Linked DNA regions of Homo sapiens: region 2 is linked to region 1. A link is a loop called in an ENCODE intact Hi-C map of the cell type or tissue named here. Cell type or tissue: PC-9. All regions are shown on one strand.

What was found. Peaks named below come from ENCODE experiments on the same cell type or tissue, not always from the same donor. Only the 100,000 strongest peaks of a DNase experiment are listed, where the experiment ranks them.
Region 2: it touches region 1 in a loop (6-fold over the local background); 6 of 110 quality-filtered maps call a loop at or near these places.

Annotation. Positions count from the first base shown.
Region 1 is chr1:62,741,985-62,749,984 of GRCh38, forward strand. No RefSeq gene overlaps it. Among named protein-coding and RNA genes, the nearest start is that of ATG4C, 38 kb to the right of the region's middle. In PC-9, CTCF peaks have their summits at 4,738 (motif pointing left) and 4,939; no DNase peak of the experiment used is centred here; H3K4me3 peaks cover 587 bases.
Region 2 is chr1:62,078,664-62,086,663 of GRCh38, forward strand. PATJ (PATJ crumbs cell polarity complex component) reads left to right here. Exons shown (of 44, transcript NM_001350145.3): 32 at 787-904; 33 at 5,852-5,985. MIR3116-1 (microRNA 3116-1) reads left to right here and starts at 123; the gene lies at 123-196. It overlaps MIR3116-2 (microRNA 3116-2), which reads right to left and starts at 193; the gene lies at 126-193. In PC-9, CTCF peaks have their summits at 4,272 (motif pointing right) and 4,480; no DNase peak of the experiment used is centred here.

The DNA.
Region 1 (8,000 bases):
TGATATGATGGTTTACCTTGAGAACCCTAAGGACTCCTCCAGAAAGCTCCTAGAACTGATACAAGAATTCAGCAGTTTCCAGATACAAGATTAATATTCACAAATCAGTAGCTCTTCTATACACCAACAGCGACCAAGCTGAGAATCAAATCGAGAAATCAACCCGTTTTACAATAGCTGCAAAAAAACAAAAAACAAAAAACAACAACGAAAAAAAACTTAGGAATATACCTAATAAAGGAGTTGAAAGACCTCTACAAGGAAAACTACAAAACACTGTTGAAATAAATCGTAGACAACACAAACAAATGGAAACACATCCCATGCTCATGGATGGGTAGAATCAGTATTGTCAAAATGACCATACTGCCAAATGCAATCTACAAATTCAACACAATCCCCATCAAAATACCAACATCATTCTTCACAGAGTTAGAAAAAAAATTCTAAAATTCATATGGAACCAAAAAAGAGCCCCCATAGCCATAGCAAGACTAAGCAAAAGGAGCAAATCTGGAGGCATCACACTACCTGATTTCAAACTATAATATAAGGTCATTGTCACCAAAACAGCATGGTACTGGTATAAAAATAAGCACGTAGACCAATGGAACAGAATAGAGAACCCAGAAATAAACCCAAATACTTACAGCCAACTGATATTCAACAAAGCAAACAAAATCATAAAGTGGGGAAAGAACACCCTTTTCAACAAATGGTGCTGGGATAATTGGCTAGCCACATGTAGGAGAATGAAACTGCATCCTCATCTCTCACTTTATACAAAAGTCAACTCAAGATGGATTAAGGACTTAAACCTAAGACGTGAAACTATAATAATTCTACAAGATACCATTGGAAAAACCCTTCTAGATATTGGCTTAGGCAAGGATTTCATGACCAAGAACCCAAAAGCAAACGCAATAAAAACAAAGATAAATAGCTGGGACCTAATTAATCCAAAGAGATTTGCATGGCAAAAGGAACAGTCAGCAGAGTAAACAGACAACCCACAGAGTGGGAGAAAATCTTCACAATCTATACCTGACAAAGGACTAATATCCAGAATCTACAATGAACTCAAACAAATCAGTAAGAAAAAAACAATCCCATCAAAAAGTGGACTAAGAACTTGAATAGACAGTTCTCAAAAGAAGATATACAAATGGCCAACAAACATATGAAAAAATGCTCACCATCACTAATGATCAGGGAAATCCAAATCAAAACCACAATGCGGTACTGCCTCACTCTTGCAAGAATGTCCATAATCAAAAAAATTAAAAAATAGTAGATGTTGGCATGGATGCTGTGAACAGGGAACACTTCTACACTGCTTGTAGGAATGTAAACTAGTACAGCCACTATAGAAAACAGTGTGGAAATTCCTTAAAGAACTAAAAGTAGAACTACCATTTGATCCAGCAATCCCACTACTGGATATCTACCCAGAGGAAAATAAGTCATTATTCGAAAAAGATACTGCACACACATGTTTATAGCAGCACAATTCACAAGTTGCAAAATCGTGGAACCAAACTAATTGTCCATCAGTCAATGAGTGGATAAAGAAACTGTGGTGTATATATGTATCATATATATGAGATATATACATATATGAGATATATACATATATGTATGTATGATATGTATGATACATATATCATATGGATGTATGATATGTATGATACATATATCATATATATGTGATGGAATACTACTCAGCCATAAAACAGAATGAATTGACAGCATTTACAGTGATCAGGATAGACTGGAGACTATTATTCTAAGTTAAGTAACTCAGGAATGGAAAACAAAACATCATAAGTTCTCACTGATATGTGGGAGTTAGGCTATGGGGACACAATGGCATAATAAGAATGATACAATGGACTTTGGGGACTTGAGGGGAAGAGTGTGAAGGGGGTGAGGGATAAAAGACTACAAATATGGTGCAGTGTGTACTGCTCGGGTGATGGGGTGCACTGAAATCTCACAAATCACCACTAAAGAACTTATTCATGTAACCAAATACCACCTGTACCCCAATAACTTAAGGAAAAAAATTTAAAAATAAATAAATAAAATTTTTTTAAAAATTGGCCAAGGATGGTGGTGTGTGCCTGTGGTCCCAGCTACTTAGGAGGCTGAGGCAGGAGGATGACTTGAGCCCAGGAGATCAACGCTGCAGTGAGCCATGTTTGCACCACTGCACTCCAGCCTGGGCAACAGAACACATTTCTGTCTCATAAATAAATAAGTAAATAAATAAATAAATCTAAGTATCTTTGGTTAAATTCCACTTTGGGTAGGGCTAAGAGAGGAGATGTGAACTCTGAGAGCCCAAATATTATGTCTTTCAAGTCTATTTTTTTGGTAAGTCAATTTTTGACTACCCTTTCTTTACTTATTGTGCCCTGTGAACTCTTCCATGTCCATACCCATTCATTGTCTATAATCTTGGCACTTTCTTATTCATTAATTCAACAAATATTTATTCCCTATCACCTTTATTTATGCATTTCTATAGATGCTAGAGATAGGGTAAATAAAAGTATGGCAAAACCAGCAATTACTTTTGCACCAACCTAATATGATTTTTTAAGAAATTTATAATTTCATTAGAGAAATAGATGTATAAACAAAGAAATTATAATACAAACATTGTGATAAGTGCAGGAAGTAGAAAATAGTGATTATTGCTTTCTTCAAACATAAAGTATTGTTAGTCAGGAGTCCTTCAGTTGTAAGTGCCAGAAACCCAATTTCAAACAGCAAAAGCAGAAAATGGAATCTATTGGCTCACATCCCTACAAATTCCAGGAATAGAACTGTGCTAAGGGACTCAAATAATGTTGTTGGGTCTTCATAGCTTATTCTGGTTTATTTCTTGCTTTTGGGGCCTTGCTTTTTTCTTCTGAAGATGGACTCTGAAGTGAATTCTACAGCACACTACCCAGATGCCTTATTTAGAATCGAAGCATTGGTTTCCTTCAGGTTTTGGGAGTGTTGGCTGCTGATGGCTCATAGTTGAGTCTCTTTCTGAGACAAAGGGAGGTGTCTCACTCAAGTTTATCCCTCCTCCCTGAGAATAGCTTGAATCCAAAGACTGATCAATGAGGGATACAAAGGGCTGGCCTCTTGCCTTGATTCAGGACGTACCTAAAAGGCCATCCAGCTTTAGAGTTACCCATGGGAACAGTTCAGGAATCTGAGGAACTTAACATCTGACTCTTGGAAGAACGGTTCTGTGGAGAAGAGGGTTGAGTTTATTTTTTTTATTCTGGAGATATAGGGATGAAATGGAGAGAAGTAAAGAAGAGAAAATATGAAGGGAAACCAAACAACTGTTTGAACTGGTGAAAGACTAGGCACCTTGCCCTGTGACTCCTCTCTAGAACCCTGCAGACTTTTATCAAGTATTTGGCTACAAGCAAGTTTTTTGTGAAACCAGTGGAAGAGTCTGTTCTTCCTCTCTCAACTGGCCTAGGATGGGATGGAACTGTAGAGCACAGGCATATTTAGGAGTTTAGAGACATAATTCTGAGGAAATAAGTTCTAGAACTTTGCAGAAGCAGTAGGTAGGGCTATGAACTCTATACATTGTAAGGTTTGACAGGCAAACATCTGGATGTATCTGTCACAGCAACTAATGTCTTAGAGAATAAGGTATAGCTTCACCAAACATTTGAGGAACTAGTAGTAAAAGTAATCAATGCTAATAAATGACAGTATAATAAAATGAAGGCAAAGTGCCACAGGAACAGAAAGGTCTTGAACAGCTAACCGATATATTAAAGAACAAATAGACTTGCCCGGCATGGTGCTATGTATCTGTAGTCCAAGCTACTTGGGAGGCTGAAGCAGGAAGATCACTTTGAACCCAGGAGTTCAAATGCAGCCTGGGCAACATAGAGAGATCCTATCTCTAAAATAAAAAAAGAAAGAAAGAAAAGATAAATTTGTATAAGTCCATTACTTGGCTTTATTATAATACAGAGAAAAACTGAGGGAAGGATTAGACAGGTCTAAAGCTATTAAAAAGAAATATAGCAAGAAAAACTGGAAGTCCATTGTCTGTGAAAAATTAAAAAAATAAATTATGTTCATTCATCTAGCACGGTGAATAAAAATAATTGACATTCTAAGGCTCCAATTAAAACATTTCCAGGCCGGGCCTGGTGGCCCACACCTATAATCCCAGCACTTTGGAAGGCCGAGGCAGGCGCATGAGTCAGGAGTTTGAGACCAGCCTGGGCAATACGGTGAAACCCCGTCTCTACAAAAAATTTAAAAAATTAGCCGGGCATGGGGGCACACACCTGTAATTTCAGCTACTCAGGAGGCTGAGGCAGGAGGATTGCTTGAACCCCGAGGCAGAGGTTTCAGTGAGCTGAGATTGCACCACTGCACTCCAGCCTAGGTGACAGAGTGAGACCTTGTCTCAAAATAAAACGAAACAAAACAAAATCCAAAAGTGTTTCCTCATGTTTTATTAATTAAAAACAAACAAAACCATAGCTGAGGAGGTTTCTCAGCTCAGAGGTTGACTGAGGAGGTTTCTCTGCAAGTGTGTTTACAACTGTGAATGGTAAATCCCACCAGAAGAAAGGCAAATAAATTAGATCGCTCCTGGAAAGCACTCTGCCTCATTCTTCAGCGGTTTTTGATGATGTGACTTAATATATAAAAAAGCACAGAGCTGAACTCAAAATGAAATAGCAGATTAAGAGAGCCATCTACTGGCAACTCATTGAAATCTGTTTAATTTGTTACGTTTCTATGCCCAATATTTTCTCATCACTAATTCTAGGGTCAACTTTCTAGACATATTTAATCTGCTCAACCTTCATGTTATACTTTTTATGAAGGAGGATATCTTTAATATAAGCTACAATTTGTAACACAGATACCCAGGTTTAGGAATTATTCTTTGAAATTTAGCCAACTTGTCTATTACGCTAAGAATGATGATGACAGTACATGTGATGTTTAGTAAAGTGACCAAAATAAAAGCAGACGACATATGTCCAGCACTGATCCATGTACTTTACTTGTATTGATTCTTATAATCTTCACAAGAACCTTATAAAGGAGGTACTATTATTATTTTCATTTTGCAGATAAGGAAACTGAGTACGGAGAAGTTAGATATCTTGCTCAAAGTCCAACAGCTAATAAGATTTTCCCTTCAGATCAGACACAAGACATAGATATTGTTCTTGTCACTTCTATTCAACATTGTTCTAGAGGTTCTAATCAGGGCAATTAGTTAAGAAAAAGAAATAAAACACATCCAAATTGGAAAGGAGAAAAGCAAAACTATCTGTTTATGGATGACATCACATATACAGAAAGTAAATCCTAGGTAATCCACAAAAAAGTTTAAGAGTTAATAAATAAGTGTACTCAAGGTGGTATGGTACAAGATCAATATGCAACAATCAGTTATTTTTCCTATTCACTAGGAACAAGTAATCTGAAAATGAAATTAAGAAAACAACTTCATCTACAATAGCATCAAAAAGAATAAAATACTTAGGAATAAATTTAACACAAGAAATGCAAGATTTCTACACAAAACATACAAAAATCATTGAAAGAAATTAGAGGTTTAAATAAATAGAAAGGCATCTGTGTTCATGGATTGGAAGACTTGATATTGTTAAGATGTCAATACTCTTGAAATTGAGCTACAGATTCAGCGTAATTCCTATGAAAATTCTGGCTGGCTTTTTTTTTTTTTTTACAGAAATTGACAAGATTATTCTAAACTCCATAAGGAAATGCAAGAGACCCAGAAGAGCCAAACAGTGTTGAAAAAGAAGAAAGTTGGAGAACTCACATTTTCCAATTTCAAAACCTACCGCAAAGTTATAGTAGTCAAGACAGTATTGTGCTGGCATAAGGATAGACATATATATCAACAGAATAGAATTGCAGGTTCAGAAATACATCCATAACTTATGGGCAACTGATATTCAACAAACATGCCAATACAATTTAGTGGGGCAAAAATAATCTTTCCGACAAATGACACTAGGACAACTGAATATCCACTTGCACAAGAATGAACTCTTAACCTCATAGCATATACCATCGGAACTCAAAATGGATCATAGACCTAATTATAAGAGCTAAAACTATACTTTTTTATCTTTCTACCTTGTCTAAATATACTTTTATAATAACAAATTGGGAAATATGGTTAAACTTATGGTTTTCTGTTATTGAATGTCATCAAATTGATGAATAACAAATTGATTGAATATCAAAGTTGATTGAGCTTAATTAAGTATTATTGTGTATGTCTGTGTATCCTGTTGATAGACTGGCAATATTTGGGCAAGTAATAAAAGAAAGACATACATAATTTATAAATTATTGCATACTATATTAGTTTGCTAGGGCTGCTATAACAAAGTACCACCAACTGAGTGGCTTAAACAACAGAAATTTGTTATCTCACAATTTTAGAGACCGGAGGTCCACGATCAAAGCATTGACAAGGCCATGCTCCCTCTGAAGGAGCTAGAAAAGATCTGTCTCATGCTCCTACTGGAAAGTATAATTCCAATCGTCACCTAGAGTTATCCCTTCATGTTTGTCTCTGTGTTCAAATTTCCCGTTTTAATAAGGACACCAGTCATATAGGATTCACAGTTCACCCTACTCTGGTATTATCTCACTTTACCTTAACTAATCATATCTGCAATGATTCTATTTCCAAATAAGGTCATATTCTGAGTTACTGGGGTTTAGGATTTCAACCTGTAAATTTTAGGAGCAGGGGACACAATTCAACTCATCACACATGCTTATTCCATGAGATTAGTTTTCTTCCCTTAATTTCAACAAAATAACTAAATGTGTTTTTATAATCAATATTTTTACATAAATTGTATTTTATTGTAAAATGGCCTGAGGAATTAAAAAATAAAAAAGTATAAGGTCATAAAATTTGCATAAATTTTATAAAAATATAAGTTAAAATAAATGTAAAATTTAACAATTATTTTTATATTTTAAAAAGTTATTTTTCTTCTGAAATTGTTAATTTCATTTATTAAAATTCAAAGCAAAAATTTTATTAACAAAATAAAAATTATTCAAGTAAAATAAAAATTTAATATTTTGAAAATATTTAATAGTATTTAATTTTAATTTTATTTAACTTGTTAAATATTTTTATAAAGATAAAACTATTTGCACTGTTAATGTGCAATGCTTGTCATGTTGCCAATGTAAAGAATTGTTAAACTACATCATGAATTATTATGTTTAGATCTACGTATATGTATATATGTACATTGAGGAGTAATATGTAATGTTTAATATTGCAAAATCTTTCTCTTCCACTACATTATTTATTTTGAATAACAAGTTACTCCAACTCTTAGTATTTTTTTTTTTGCAGATGGAGTTTCACTTTTGTTGCCCAGGCTGGAGTACAGTGGCACGATCTCAGCTCACTGCAACCTCTGCCTCCTGGGTTCAGGTGATTCTCCAGCCTCAGCCTCCCGAGTAGCTGGGATTACAGGCACCCACCACCACACCTTGCTAATTTTTGTGTTTTTAGTAGAGACTAGTTTTGCCATGTTGGCCAGGCTGGTCTCAAACTCCTGACCTCAAACTCCTGCTTGCCTCAGCATCCCAAAGTGCTGGGATTACAGGTGTGAGCCACCATGCCCAGCCTCTTAGTGGTTTTAAAGAATAACATTTATTATCTCACACTTTTTGTGGGTTAGGAATTGCCATGGCTTACTTAGGTGGGTCCTCTGCTTCCTGGTCTCGGACAAGGCTGCAGTCAAGGTGCTGGCCAAGGTTTTTGGTTTTTGGTCTCATTTGAAGGCATGACTGGGGAGGAATGTGCTTGCAAGTTTACACAGTGATTGTTGCCAGGATTCAGTTCTTTGCAGGTTGTTGAACTGAGGGCCTAAGTTTTTTACTAGCTGTTGGTCCTAGGCCACCCTCAGTTGTTTGCCATATGGGTCCATCCA
Region 2 (8,000 bases), 660 kb before region 1:
TCACACAGTAGAGGTCCCTGTACCTTCACTGAATTGCAAGTTCACTTTCTACCCTGAGTTACTCATGTCTTCAGTTTTGCTTTTCTTTGTTCTTTCTTTCTTGTTCATTCATTCATCAAGCACTTTATTGAGTCCCTACTATGTTCCAGGCACTGGGTATCGTAGGTGCCTGGAACATAGTAGGGACTCAATAAAGGAGCTATGCTTCCTTTATGTGAATTAAATGTCACTGATGTAGCTGGCATTTAGTAGGCTTTCAGTAGGTGTTGGTTTTCTTTGTCTGCCCCTCATTTTGCTTAATTAACCTACCAAATGCATCTTTGACTCTAGTGTGTCCAGAAGAAATGGACAGTGTTGATGCTCTAAACATCCCCAGCGTAGATTGTTTTTCAATGTGCACAACACAGATAAGTCACTTCAAAGTCCATAGATAAAGGGGCTTCTTGCTGATTTCATCAGAATGAGTAGAAATTGCAAGATAATTTTTGTTTTGCCTCCCACCCCCAGCTTCATGTACAGATCACACTGACAGAGTATCTTCAGCTTTTATCTTTCCTCCCTTCCTTGATCTGCCCTTCATCAAAGCATTTTAGTTGTAAAGTTAAATAGGGAAGAATGAGGAACGAGGCATAAATCATCCTAACTTCTTGCCACCCTCCAACCTTATATTCTCAAAAGACATCATTGGACTGCACCATTGTTTTGGTAACAATACACCAGTTTTAAAGTATTTTCTTGTTACCTTTCTCCTTTTTGATATTCATCTAATTTTCCTTTCTTTTGTAGGCTGTCAGCCAGATGAAACAGCAAAAATATCCAACAAAAGTCTCCTTCAGTTCACAAGAGATACCATTAGCACCAGCTTCATCATACCATTCAACAGATGCAGACTTCACAGGCTATGGTATGATTCTTTCTCTCAGCAGATCTGGCTCATTAAGCCTTAGAGAAGGCAAGGGATCATAATGTCCTAAAACGAGAACTGGACCAGGAGGCAGAAGTCTGACTCTGGATACTTCCTCCGCTTCCTTAGCTTTGGGGCTTGGATAGGTCACTTCATTTCCTACATCATTTTTCCTCCTCTCTGCCATCGCCATTGCCTGTTGCTTTTTGAATATAAGAGCACTAGAACAGAACAGGACCTCAGTAGGTCAGGAGTTCAAGACCAGCCTGGCCAACATGGTGAAACCCTGTCTCTACTAAAAATACGAAAAATTAGCCAGGCATGGTGGCGCATGCCTGTAATCCCAGCTACTCGGGAGGCTGAGGCAGGAGAATCGCCTGAACCCAGGAGGCAGAAGTTGCAGTAAGCTGAGATTGCACCACTGCACTCCAGCCTGGGTGACAGAGTGAGACTCTGTCTCAAAAAAAAAAAAAAGGAAAAGAAAAGGACCTCAGTAAATGTTATTTGAATCTGAGGCTTCTGTATTATTCTTCTCTAATCTCTACAAAAGATTATATTTAGGTCTTGAGTAATATCTCTTTAAAAATCCTATCAAACCCAATTTTTAGCCCTGCAAATGTTGCTTTAAGCTGTTTGAAGAATGTTGATTTTCAATGCTTAAAGAAATTGGCATGCACATTCTGTCTTTAAATTCCTGGCTTGAATTATGCTGACTGGGGGTTGAAAATAGAACTTTATAAAGAATAATAGGTATTTCTACTTGCTTTTTTTTCTTTTTTTTTGAGACAGAGTCTCATTCTGTCACCCAGGCTGGAGGGCAGGGGGCTGATCTCAGCTCACTGCAACCTCTGCCTCCTGGGTTCAAGTGATTCTCCTGCCTCGGCCTCCTGAGTAGCTGGGATTACAGGTGCTCACCACCATGCCCGGCTAATTTTTACATTTTTAGTAGAGATGGGGTTTCACCATGTTGGCCAGGCTGGTCTCAAACTCTTGACCTCAAGTGATCTGCCTGCCTCGGCCTCCAAAAGTGCTGGGATTACAGACGTGAGCCACTGTGCCCAGCCCTACTTTGCTTTTGTGCAGTATACATCAGTAAAAAATAAAACTCTTTAAAAGACAGTACTCACCAATGGCAAAGCATAACCCTGCATTAATTTAGCAGTTCTGAAATCTTTGTGGTATTTGCCTTTTATATATTTTTTCATAAATATTAACTTCATAAAGTTCATCAAGCAGGTACTATTTTAAAGCATTGTAGATGTACTAAAACATTTGATGCATGTGGTCAGAAAACTATGGCGCATGGGTCAAATCTGGCCTACCAGCTAGTTGTGTATGGTCTACAAGCTAAAAAAGGTGTTCACTTTTTAAAGGTTGAAAAAACACCTAAGAAAATTTTATTAAAATATTCTATGAAATTCATATTTCAGTGTCCACAAATACAGGTTTATAGACACTCATTTGTTTCTGTATTGTCAGTGGCTTTTTTCACACTATAATGATGGAGTTAAGTAGTCACAACAGAGACAGTCTGGCCTGTAATGCCCTATTAAAATATGTATACTTGGCACTTTACCAACAATGCATGCTGACTATGGAGGTAGACAAGTTGAGTTTTGGTAATATATATCACATATTTATACTTAGATGACAGAAATTCAGCATCCTTCCTGGTTTTCATTCTCATGGTTAAATAATAAATAAACAAATAAATAAATAAATGAAGTTCATCATCCTACAGTTGAATCTATAGAAATTTTATTCATTTACTCATCTACTTACCAAGCATTTATTGAGGACTTGGTATGAGCTGGGTTTGGGGCTGGATTCCATGAGAGAAGTAAATAAAAAGATTGACTCAGGACTGGCTAGGGTGAGGCAAACGTGGAGGAGGGAAAAGAAATGCCATCTCCAGGATGTCTCACCAGGTTTTTTTCTCTCTTCTCACTCAGGAGACTACGCTAGTCATTTACAAAGGCAGTATAAACTTTTTATTTACTTATCTATTTATTTATTTGAGATGGAGTTTTGCTCTTGTTGCCCAGGCTGGAGTGCAATGGTGTGATCTCGGCTCACTGCAACCTCTGCCTCCTGGGTTCAAGTGATTCTCCTGCCTTAGCCTTCCTAGTAGTTGGGATTACAGGCATGTGCCACCATGCCTGGCTAATTTTGTATTTTTAGTAGAGACAGGGTTTCACCATGTTGGTCAGGCTGGTATCAAACTCCTGAACTCAGGTGATCCGCCCACCTCAGCCTCCCAAAGTGCTGAGGTTACAGGCGTGAGCCACCGCACCCGACCTAAAAGCAATAGAAACTTTTTAAAGCACCCATGAAAGTGTGCCACTATCGTACGTCATTTTTATTGTAAATTAATGGGAAATGTGGTATAAAATACATATGCTGCAAAAAGATTTAAAGACAAATTTGGTTTACAATTTAATATTCTGCCTTGCCTGTATCTTACCTAGAGCCTTTCTTTTTGTCTTATTGGCAAGATTTTTCTATAAAGAAGTCGATAGTAAATATTTTAGGCTGTGGTCCACACAGCCTCTGTTGTAGTTTCTCACCCCTGCCATTGTAGTGTGCTAGCCACCATAGGCTGGCCATAGGCTACTTCTAAATATGGCACTTTTTATGGTTGTATCACTGAATTTCTTGCTGTTAACCAGGAGGCCTTTAGATTAATAAATTCCATATGGATGGGAACAAGATATGTGAATACCCACAATGTGCCAGACTCTGGGCCGGGCACCTCACACACACTGTTCATTTAGTTTCTCTAACAGCCTCTTTAATAGTGGTTACATGCATTTTTCTGATGAGAAGTGAGCTCCACTTTCACCCTCCTGTTAAATTCCTGCTTAGGAACTCAACTGTGGCTCTGTGCCACTCCAAAACCTGTGCCTTTTCATCTCAAAGACCATGATTATCACTTAGTTAGAGCAGAACCCCCACAGGCTTACCTAGAGCCTGTTTCTTTTTGTTTTATACCAGAGATTGACAAGCTTTTTCTATAAAGAAGTAGATTGTAAATATTTTAGGCTTATGGGCCACACAACCGCTATTGCAGTTACTCACCCCTGCCATTGTAGTATGCTAGCAGCCATAGGCTAGGCATAAATGAATTAGTGGGTTTGTGTTCCAATACGACTTTATTTATAGACACTGAGATTTAGACTCATATCATTTTCACATGCTTTGAGACATTATTTTTCTTTTGATTTTTTTTCAAGCTTTTGAAAGTGAAAAGCCATTCTTGATCCGCGAGCTATAGTCCGCTGACCCCTGCTTTTACATAGGTTTAATGAGCACTGGGATCTCATCTCAGCTCTGTGCATTAGCTGCAGCTGACCAGCAGATGGAGCCCTCTCTCATCAGCCCTTTCCTGAATTATATCATAATGTAAGAAACAATACTCATGGTGATCAAACTCAGTTATCAGAAAATATGACATTCTCTGGAGACTATGATTTGTATGAGCATCTCTTGAAGCTATTCAACATTTTATATGAGCATCTCTTGAAACTATTCAACATTTTGAATGTTTTGAGGTTTCGTTGTTGTTGTTGCCATTTTGAGACGGAGTTTCACTCTTCTTGGCCAGGCTAGAGTGCAATGGCGCGATCTCAGCTCACTGCAACCTCTGCCTCGGGCTCAAGCGATTCTCCTGCCTTAGTCTCCTGAGTAGCTGGGATTACAGGCATGAACCACGCCCAGCTATTTTTTATATTTTTAGTAGAGACGAGGTTTCACTATGTTGACCAGGCTGGTCTCGAACTCCTGACCTCAGGTGATCCTCCCACCTCAGGTGATCAGCCTCACAAAGTGCTGGGATTACAGGCGTGAACCACCGTGCCCGGCTGAATGTTTTGAGTTTTTAATAGGTTATCTGGAAAATGCATGTGTGTAGATTTTATGCTGGATAAACAGGTGTTAGTAAACATTTTTTCTTAGCCTATAAACATTTTTTCCCTCACTCTTTGGAAAAACCCAACCTAAAACAATTGTTTTTAAAAATAAACCTTTGTAAAAAAGCAATAACTTTTAAATAAACTTTTCCTCTATGAACCCCGCAAGTAATTTTTGAGTCTTGTGTTTATAATATATTTTGCTTTACTATATATGTAATATATTTGGGGATAAATTTTAGGTAATTGTTATTTTCAGGTATTTCATACTTTATTGATTAAATTCTTTATACATCTTAATAATTTAATTCATCTGATATGCTCTAATTGAAAGTATTTAGGCATTGTTTCTTAATTAGTATCCTATAGCTCAGAATCTCCTGTTATACCAGCCTTTATTCTCATTGTAACATAGGCCTTCATATACCTAATCATTTAATCATTGTAATTTTTCCATACAGATTTTCATGATGTATTTTAAGATTTTAAAACTTTTAGCCAGGTGCAGTGGCTCACACCTATAGTCCTAGCACTTTGGGAGGCCAAGGCGGGCGGATCACCTGAGGCCAGGAGTCCGAGACCAGCCTGGCCAGCATGGCAAAACCTCGTCTCTACTAAAAATAAAAAAATTAGCCAGGCATGGTGGTGGGTGCCTGTAATCCCAGCTACTTGGGAAGCTGAGGCAGGAGAATTGCTTGAACCCAGGAGGTGGAGGTTGCAGTGAGCTGAGATCGTACCATTGCATTCCAGCCTGGGCGACAGAGTAAGACTCTGTCTCAAAAATATAAATAAATAAAATAAGATTTAAAACTTTCAAGTAAAATTGATGGGTTGAGGGGTGGGAGTTATCGTTTTAATCTCAGCAGTGTCATCCCTGGCTGAAGAGGCAGGAATGACCCAGCTTTTTGCTTCATGGTGTTTGGCAGGAAAAGAGTGCAGTGATAAACACATGCAAGCCCCACACTCCCCACGTGATGGAACGTGCAGGCTGAGCTGCAGCTCTTACATGCCAGTCATGCTGTGTTCAATTCTTTTCCAGGTGGTTTCCAGGCTCCTCTGTCAGTGGACCCCGCAACGTGTCCCATTGTCCCTGGACAGGAAATGATTATAGAAATATCCAAGGGACGTTCAGGGCTTGGTCTCAGCATTGTGGGAGGAAAAGACACACCCTTGGTAAGTTTCTAGAAATAAAATGTATCCACTGTCATAGAACTAGTTGTTGAGGTTAATTTTGGCCCTGCGCCACAACTCTGCAAGACTTGCCTTTTTCATAGTATGAGGAGAAAATGTGATTATAAATAGATGTGCATCCATAGTCTAGCTAGTTTTCAAGTTTTTCTCAGTGTTTAATTTTCAACAGTGCTGGGCGCGGTGGCTCACACTTATAATCCCAGCACTTTGGGAGGCCAAGGCAAGCAGATCGCTTAAGCCCAGGAGTTCAAGACCAGCCTGGGCAACGTGGCGAAACCCCATCTCTACAAAAAGTACAAAAATTGTCTGGGTGGGCTGAGCACAGTGGCTCACGCCTGTAATCCCAGCACTTTGGGAGGCTGAGGCAGGCAGATTACTTGAGGTGAGGAGATCAAGACCAGCCTGGCCAACATGGTGAAACCCTATCTCTACTAAAAATACAAAAATTAGCTGGGCATGGTGGTGCACACCTATAGTCCCAGCCACTCAGGAGTCTGAGGCAGGAGAATCACTTGAACCCAGGAGGTAGAGGCTGCAATGAGCTGAGATCGTGCTACTGCACTCTAGCCCCACTCCTTAGGAGGCTGAGGTGGGAGATTCACTTGAGCCCAGGAGGTCGAGGCTGTAGTGAACCGTGATCATGCCACTGCACGCCAGCCTGGGTGACAGAGAGCAAGACCTTGTCTTAAAAAAAAAACAAACAAAAAACTTTCATCAGGATTTTCTCCATCTAGGATGTTGAATATTTTTATAAATACTTATTAGACCAACAGTATCACAGCAGCATTTAGAAGTATTTAAGAGGATGCCTCACACATAGTAAGTGTTCAGTAAGTAGGAACTGTTGTTATTCTCATCATCATTATTTAATGGAATTGTAGATAAAAAGTATACATCAGGCCAGCATGGTAACCGAGGCAGGTGGATAGCTTGAGGCCAGGAGTTTGAGACAGCCTGGGCAACATAGCAAGACCTCATCTCTACAAAGAAAATTTTTTTTAAATTAGCAAGGCATGGTGGCACACACCTGTATTCCCAGCTACTCAAGAGGCTGAGGAAGGAGGATCACTTGAGCCCAGGTGTTTGAGGCTGCAGTGAGCTATGATCATGCCACTATACTCCAGCCTGAGCAACAGAGCAAGGCCCTGTCTCTGTTTAAAAAAAAAAAAAAAAAAAGGTATGCATGAATTATTCCGGCCTAACAATTTAGGGTTCATTTTACACTGACCATTTTCATATCTACTCATAATTTTTTTTAGAAGTCGGTGTAGAATATTAGTGTTTCCTGGGATGATTGACTTTTTATTGTTTTTTATTTTTTTAAATAAATAGAGATGGGGTCTTGCTATGTTGCCCAAGCTGGTTTTGAACTCCTAGGCTCAAGCGATCCTCCTACCTTAGCCTCCCAAAATGCTGCAATTACAGGCATGAGCCACTGTGCCTGGCCAGGATGATTGATTTTTCATTATTCAATACCTTTTGTTTATCACTGCTCAGTAGCGCCATTAAAATGAAAACTTTTCCTGGGTTTTGATTTACTCAAGATGTGATTAATTAATGCATGTGTGTGTGTGTGTATGTGTGTGTGTGTGTTTAATACCTGCATATTATACAAAGTTAAATTGATACAAAAGGAAAATTGTGTGTGTGTGTATGTAATACCTGCATCTTATACAAAGTTAAGTTGCCATAAAAGGAAAAAAGTGAAAAATAAATCTCCCTCCTACCTTTTTGCCCTAGCTCTGCCCTTCACTACCTAAAACCAGGGCGACTCCCTAGAGACAATCACTCTTGTTAATGAATATGTTTTAAATGAATATTTTGGTATTTCTTTTGCCCATTTTATTTAGTAAGCAATAAATTGTACATGCCAGATAAAACAAACATATCAGGGTCTATAAAACTATTTTTTTCCACATTGGGCAGTAATGTAACATTTTTGTGGTAGTACTGTTGGGGGTGGGGAGATCCTAATCTACTTTTGTGTAATAAATATT